2 separate regions of the Homo sapiens genome follow, and region 2 is linked to region 1. The links are chromatin contacts, found by Hi-C or POLR2A ChIA-PET in ENCODE. All regions are on one chromosome and are shown on one strand. The core of a region is the stretch at or near the end of the contact, and the rest is flanking DNA. Distances in the headings are between cores, read along the strand shown. Region 1 overlaps MRTFB (myocardin related transcription factor B). Region 2 overlaps MRTFB (myocardin related transcription factor B).

The links. A loop is a pair of places that touch in the nucleus more often than their neighbours do. ChIA-PET counts read pairs that join two places held with the same protein, here RNA polymerase II (POLR2A). Pooled maps may share reads with other maps.
Region 2: a loop to region 1 is called in a map of endometrial microvascular endothelial cells, with 5 times the contacts of the local background. The contact joins two enhancer-like sites. A Hi-C loop is called at or near these places in 15 of 168 maps with a recorded cell type or tissue (Caco-2, DLD1, PC-3 and 9 more), 1 of 37 single-sample maps with no recorded cell type and 9 of 50 pooled maps. POLR2A ChIA-PET finds 5 or more read pairs at or near these places in 8 of 52 experiments (BJ, IMR-90, PC-3 and 5 more).

What each region holds. Positions count from the first base shown.
Region 1 is chr16:14,180,053-14,183,251 of GRCh38, reverse strand. The region is part of intron 3 of MRTFB (myocardin related transcription factor B); the gene reads right to left. Among named protein-coding and RNA genes, the nearest start is that of TRT-CGT2-1, 100 kb to the left of the region's middle. Within about 2 kb of position 1,696, at least 2 of the 41 ENCODE cell types and tissues checked have a DNase peak (open chromatin) inside an H3K27ac peak, as active enhancers do.
Region 2 is chr16:14,108,791-14,111,989 of GRCh38, reverse strand. The region is part of intron 2 of MRTFB (myocardin related transcription factor B); the gene reads right to left. Among named protein-coding and RNA genes, the nearest start is that of MRTFB, 39 kb to the right of the region's middle. Within about 2 kb of position 1,774, at least 3 of the 41 ENCODE cell types and tissues checked have a DNase peak (open chromatin) inside an H3K27ac peak, as active enhancers do.

The DNA of each region.
Region 1 (3,199 bases), core at 447-2,946:
TCCTTAGGATTAGGTTCTGGTGATACATTTTCAACAGGAATACCCCAGAAATAATGATGCAATCTTTGCATCCTATCAGGTAATACACAAATTCAAGTATATTAATTGTCTCAAAACTGATGATGTATATTTTGACACCTTGGTACTGGCCAGATTTCTCCATGGCGAAATTATTCTTTTTGTATATAATTATTCTGTGGGAAGGTGCTTTGAGAACAATCCATTGGTGTGTTTGGCTAAATTATTTATCACTATGATGGCTGCCAAATGGTGAATTTGAAAACTCCATCATTCCTTCTACATTTATTAGTGGCACATCCTACTATAAGAAAAAAAAATTCTCTTTACATGGTTTATGTTACCTACTTACAGTCTCCTATTTCATGCAATAGCTTATAATCTGTGACTTTCATTATTTATTTTAATGCCCAAATTGTCCCAGATTTGGCTAGTGTGAACTCCCAGTTTCTTATTGTCATGATTCTATCATTCTTTGAGCAGTTTATTACCTTCTTACTTCCCGGCACAAGATGTCCCAGACTCATGTTGTACTTTTTCCCTGCTTTGTTTAGAACCCAAGGTCTGAATGCTAGGTATGCTCACTGCTGCAAGGGTGTCACTGTTCCCAGGCCTTCTCTGCAGACAGAGCTGAGGAACATGTCTGAGTTTATATGTGTGTGGATGTATACACACACATCTACATAACATTTATATCTCTATATATGAATGGATGTAAATATACATCTATATTTAAGTACGTATGTCTGTATTTATTTATATGTATTGAAAACCATGAGTTCATCCCAATGCCTCCAATTCCATTCCAGTGCCACAGGTTCGCTCTCATTTTTTTCTGTATTTGTGGCCCCTTCTCCTACAGGGAGAAACCTGTCTCCCATAGCTTCTGCCACTCCACTCATGGACACCCTGTATACATCACCACTGCCACTGCTGTGGCTAAAACTGTGCAGAAGCCTCTTCACTCTACACTGGCCTGCCTCCCCCTCTCCCACGGGGCAGCTGCCTAGCTCAGCTCCACACAATGCCTTTTGGAATGAATTAGGGAGAGATGGAGGAGACCTGCAGTATCCCTCAGTAGGAGAAACCCCCACCACTGTCACCTGAATTGCTTTCCAGTAGGTTTGCCCTTGTTCCTCTACTATATGTGGTACATCATCTTCACTGTCATTTGGCTCTAATGTCACGAGTAACATTTAACTTCAAATAATATGTGATGAAAGTCACTTCTGCTATGATAAATCTGCTTCCATGGTGTTTGTGTGTATGCACACTGAAAAGAGCTCTTTTAGTATGAAAGAGATGACCATAAATCAAGTCCATTTTCCCACCACCCCAGGCAGATATTTAATAAGTGTGAGAAAAACTGTATGGCTTAGAGACTAGGAACAATCCAAGAAAGTCTTCAGGGAATCAGAATACAAACAAATGCAGCTCAAGGGACTTACACAAAAACTTGGCAGAGTTAATATATGCTTATAAAACTACTGATAAAAAGAATATTGCTGTGATGATACTATACTTCACTATGAAAAAAACCTCGTAATATTTCCAACTGGGCAATGTTTCACAATGTAAAAACATTCAAGAGTAATGAATAAAATAATTAGTAACAAATGCAAAGAGATGGGTAAATATTGAGGCATACTTTTCTGGTAGCATTCTTGACATAAAGATTGAGTAAAGATGACCTTTTCTCTTCATCTTCTATGTCTCAGTACTTGCTAATAGATCCTCAGTAGCTATTCACTCAAGTGAATAATAGTAAGCTTTGCAACTTCCTTCACACAGGCTGAGTCAGAGTATTACAAAATCTACACAGATAATGAGATTGGATGTATTTAGGAAGGAAAATTTCAGTCTAGGGTACACGTAAATTTTTTTCCTAATGCTACCATATTTTTAGTAAAATACATATTTGATCCATATTTTTCTCGCTTTTAACATTATAAACACCACCGTAAAATACTATACCTTTAGACTGTTACTAAATGGTTATGGTAAATCCCAACGGTTAATTAAAAAAAAATTTTTTTTTATTTAAACAAAGAACACTTAAAGAGTGCTATCTCTTAAATCAGATAGCATGTCTTTAAAGTTCTTTATGGTTATCACTTTTAAAATATATATTGAAAAAGTCCTTCACTTTATCACTTTAAAAATATATACTGAACATACAGTACTTCAGATGTAAACAGATTAACAAATTAGCCCCTATGAAAACCGCTGTTTCATAAGGAAGGATACATTTTTCTGACCTTTCTAGGGTAATAAGATTTTGAAGGAAATCATCCATGTTTCACAGTTAAGCACTGCAGCAGAATTGAACACCACAACAGGGCCAAACAGTCTGATCACTGGTTTGTCATCTGTGCTTGTTGTCCCCCACCCTGGAACAGACCGGCACACCAGCACATTCAGCACCTCCCTCCCCTCCAGGTTTGCTTCACCCTCTCTGAGGACATGAAAGGCAAAGAAGGCTTTTCAGGGTTGGAATTTCCCCATGCATGGTCCCATGACAGGCCTGTGCTCGGACTGAGGGAGAGTGCTGTGTGGGACAAGGGAATGGCAGCACAGGCAGAGGACAGCTTGCGTGGCTCCTCCTCAGGCAGCCATTCACATGACAGCGGCAGCCTGCAACACAAGTGTTCTGACTACACTTGTGTAAGAGACTGGGGCCATTTGTCTCTTCCTGCTCCAATCATTAGCATGAGTAATCAAGAAATGACAGAACACACTTTCATCAACTTAGAAAAAGTCATTCAAGTCCTGTCTCCATTTCTAAGCTTTATAGTTACTTATATAAATACAACTGACTACAAGATTTACAACAAAGAACTTTCCTCAGATGATATGATCAGTCTTCCTCAAATTCTGAGATAACTTCCCTAGCTATGGATATTTGAAAGACTTTTAATGTCATTTCATCACCTTATTGATACAAATATGTCTAGACATCATTAATGTAACTCACTGAAGGCCAATGTGCATTTACTAAGATCATTCTATGCACTGGGGACATGTTAGGTGTGTGTGTGACACAATCTCTGTCTCTTAAGGAATATGGTCTAGAGCTTTTAACTATTTCTGACTGCCACTTTCTCCTCTTTTCCATTCTTTTACTCTTATTAGAATGTTCTTTATACCGGTGCTTCTGTAATTATCTGTGGTTAAGAGAAAT
Region 2 (3,199 bases), core at 525-3,024, 71 kb after region 1:
GGGGATGGTACCCAGTAAGAAGGAGCGCCCTGGACGGGAGCTCAGAGCGCCCAGCCACCGTATGGAGGGACAGCTGAGCACAAGCACACACCCAGGTGGGTGTGGCAGTGGAGTCTGCAGATGTTCTCTTCTCATTCCTTCTGTGTTTTCAGCATTTGGAAGCAAAGCCATCAATTGAGGGTGAAAGGTAGAAAGAGGCGCCAGAGGACCGAGAAAAAGGGGGAACCAGGGAGTGAACGATGAATGGACACAACACCTCTCTGAGGCTTCAGCACCTCCCTCTTCCAGGTTAGTCAGCCCCTCCCTCTTGTTTGCCTCTTCATATAGGTTAGAAGCTGGCAGTGGGTGGTAGAGGGGATAGAGCCACTTCAGCAATACCAATACCCAACTCTCAGTTTGCCCATGCAGGTCCTTGAAGCCAAGCACCAAGCACATCCAGAAAACTGAAATGAGTCCACCAAATTCACGTTAAGCAACTTCAACTGGATTCTCAATGTTTCTGAAGTTCTTTATTCACCTCTAGTGAATGTTCACCTCAATGTCCACAGCAAGTGGGGATTTTCTACCTCCTTCAGGACCCAGCACCACCCCCTCATCACTGAGCAGATGAGCTTGGCTTCTATTTTATTAAGGGCAAAGGCCACTTGATGTGAGCAAGCTTCTTAAAACTTCCTTCTCTCTGACTCAAAATCTCTGCATGTTTAACATCTACTTGTCTTTCCCTGCTGCCTCCCAAATGTTATTTTCTTCTTTCCAGGGTTAACCCCACCTCTCCCTCTACCACCTGCACCTCCAATCTGCAGAACTTTATTCAGTTATCCTATCTCTTTTTACCTCTCAATTTCTTAAATTTATAGGCTAAGGTATTTAGGGGAAAGAAACAAAGGAAGTTACAGAAGTAGGAAAAAACATGGAATGCTCATATAAACAGCAAAAAATCGGTATTGTTACACTGCAGGGTGTGTTAGAAAGAGAAAACAAAGTTAGATGGATAGGGTGGGATCAGATTACAGAGGATCTTAAAAACCACAGAGCAGGTTGATGATTTCTGAGCAAGAAAATGCTCATGATGGAAGTACTGTTTAAGGGAGACGAGATTCAGAGCATGAGATGGGACGGGACAGGATGGGAAAGGAGGGATTCACGCTGGGAATAGGGGCAAGTTTGGGGCCTTGGGGCAGAGAAAGGGTGGAAGGCAAGAGGATGATGTAGTCATCCTGACAAATATAACTAAAGCCTGGTCTCACGTGGAGCAGCGAGGAGGAGAAAGGAAAAAGACAAGACATTTCCTAGAGAAAAAATGGACAGAACCTGGTGACTGATGGCATGCTGTGGATGAGTTTCAAGCCGAAATTCCAGGAGAGGGTGGTGTGGCTGCTGCAAAATGGAAGGCATGGCACTGTACTGGTAGAGAGCCTGGAATCACAGCACTTTGAAGCTTAAAGGGGCCAGGACCTCTGAGGTTATGGGATTCAGCTCCCCCAGTTTATAAATGAGGAAGTGGAGGCCCAAAGACATGAAGAGATTTGTCTAATGTCACAAAACTAGTTGCTGACAAAGCTGGCACTAGAACCCTACCTCCCTGACTGCCTTCAGAGCTCCTTCACTACTCCACCGCCTCTTATAGGATCCATTCTCAGTTTCCTATTTGCCCACCCTGACCCAAGGCCTAAACTCGCACTGTCAAAAACTCTACCAGGGAACCAGCCATGTGGTTTTGGCCTCTGCACATATCTGGTCCAGGAGGATTAGCTCTCAGCCACCAGGGCTTCAAGGCTGCTGGTCTGGCTTTACCCCAGGACTTTCCTGAAGATAAGCTTGCCTTGCCCCTTCATAGGGAGCCCAGCTCAGACTTTGAGACTTCTCCAGACACTGTTTTGATGTTTCTAGTAAGTCCATATTTCAAGGTAGTAGAGTAAATAAGACACAAGCTCTACTCTAAGGATCATTAAAATGATTTTGAGATTAAAGGGCAAACCATATTGACCCTTATGGTTTCCTTTTTCCTCTCCTTTTCTGACTCAGGAACAGAATTTAAGATGCTGTTTGGCTGATTTGTGATGAAAATCTTGAGCCATGTGTATGGTTCCCTGGCAAACACTGGAATTTGTATTTGATATTCTTTATACTGTCAGCTCATAGTACTCTACTGACAACAAGAAGTACTCTATAATTTTTAGCAGGGCCTCTACATTTCTTTACAGGCAACATTCATGAATAAAACAGGAGTTTCTAGATAATTTCCTACTGACTTCAGAACTTTGAAAGAAGTTTACAAAAACATAGCTTCCACGGTTCTTATGGTAACCAGGGACAATTACTTATACTAAATAAAAATGGACAACTTGGTGATCTCATCTTCTCCATCGGTGTCAACAAGGACTTTAACAAGGTACCACGGACTTTGGCAAGCTGTCCATATTAAAATAGCTATTTAGAGTGGACAGTACTGAACTATTTGAACGTATTAAGTACCAGTATCTGCAGTGATGACAATTCTGCAATTAAAATGTACCCAATTCAGGTATCAAACCTCACCTTTTGGTTTATGTTTTCTTCTTGATATCCTCATACTATTCATTTTGAAATTAAATTTTTTTTTTAACCACACACTTCAAGCATCTCAGAAACTTAAACTGAGTACATCCGTTTGCTTAGTGGCTTCGAGACATTCTCTTTTGTGACTAAGTGGCAGGTGCTGTTCAGTTTATTTTTATGCGTGTAAACTAAGCCCTTGAACTTAGAGTGAGGAAAAGCATTCAGCTTAAACTTTAGAAAGGAAGGAACTACACAACAGCTTCCTTGGGAACAGCCTGCTTTTTCAGCTTCCTGTATAAAAATAATACCATATTTTTATAGAAATTGCTAAGAAACAATGAAGAAATTATATTTAAGCCTTTGGACAGGTAAGCCTTAAATCCTTTAAAGATCAATTTCTTCTAATAATTTTGCTACTTAAATCAAGCCAGGAATAGAAAAAATGACAAATAAAATAGAAATGGGTACAAAGTTTAAAATGGATTATACAATTTTCGAATTACTACAGAGGGGTGCACATATGCTTCCAGTAAATAACAGACATTAACACTTCTGGCCTTAAAAGTCCCAAATATCAAGCTACTGTATTCGGCAGGGGAGACGATGGGGGAAAGGTTTTCTTTGTTGGTGAAGTTGCTGCTATCATCATGAAATCATTTTG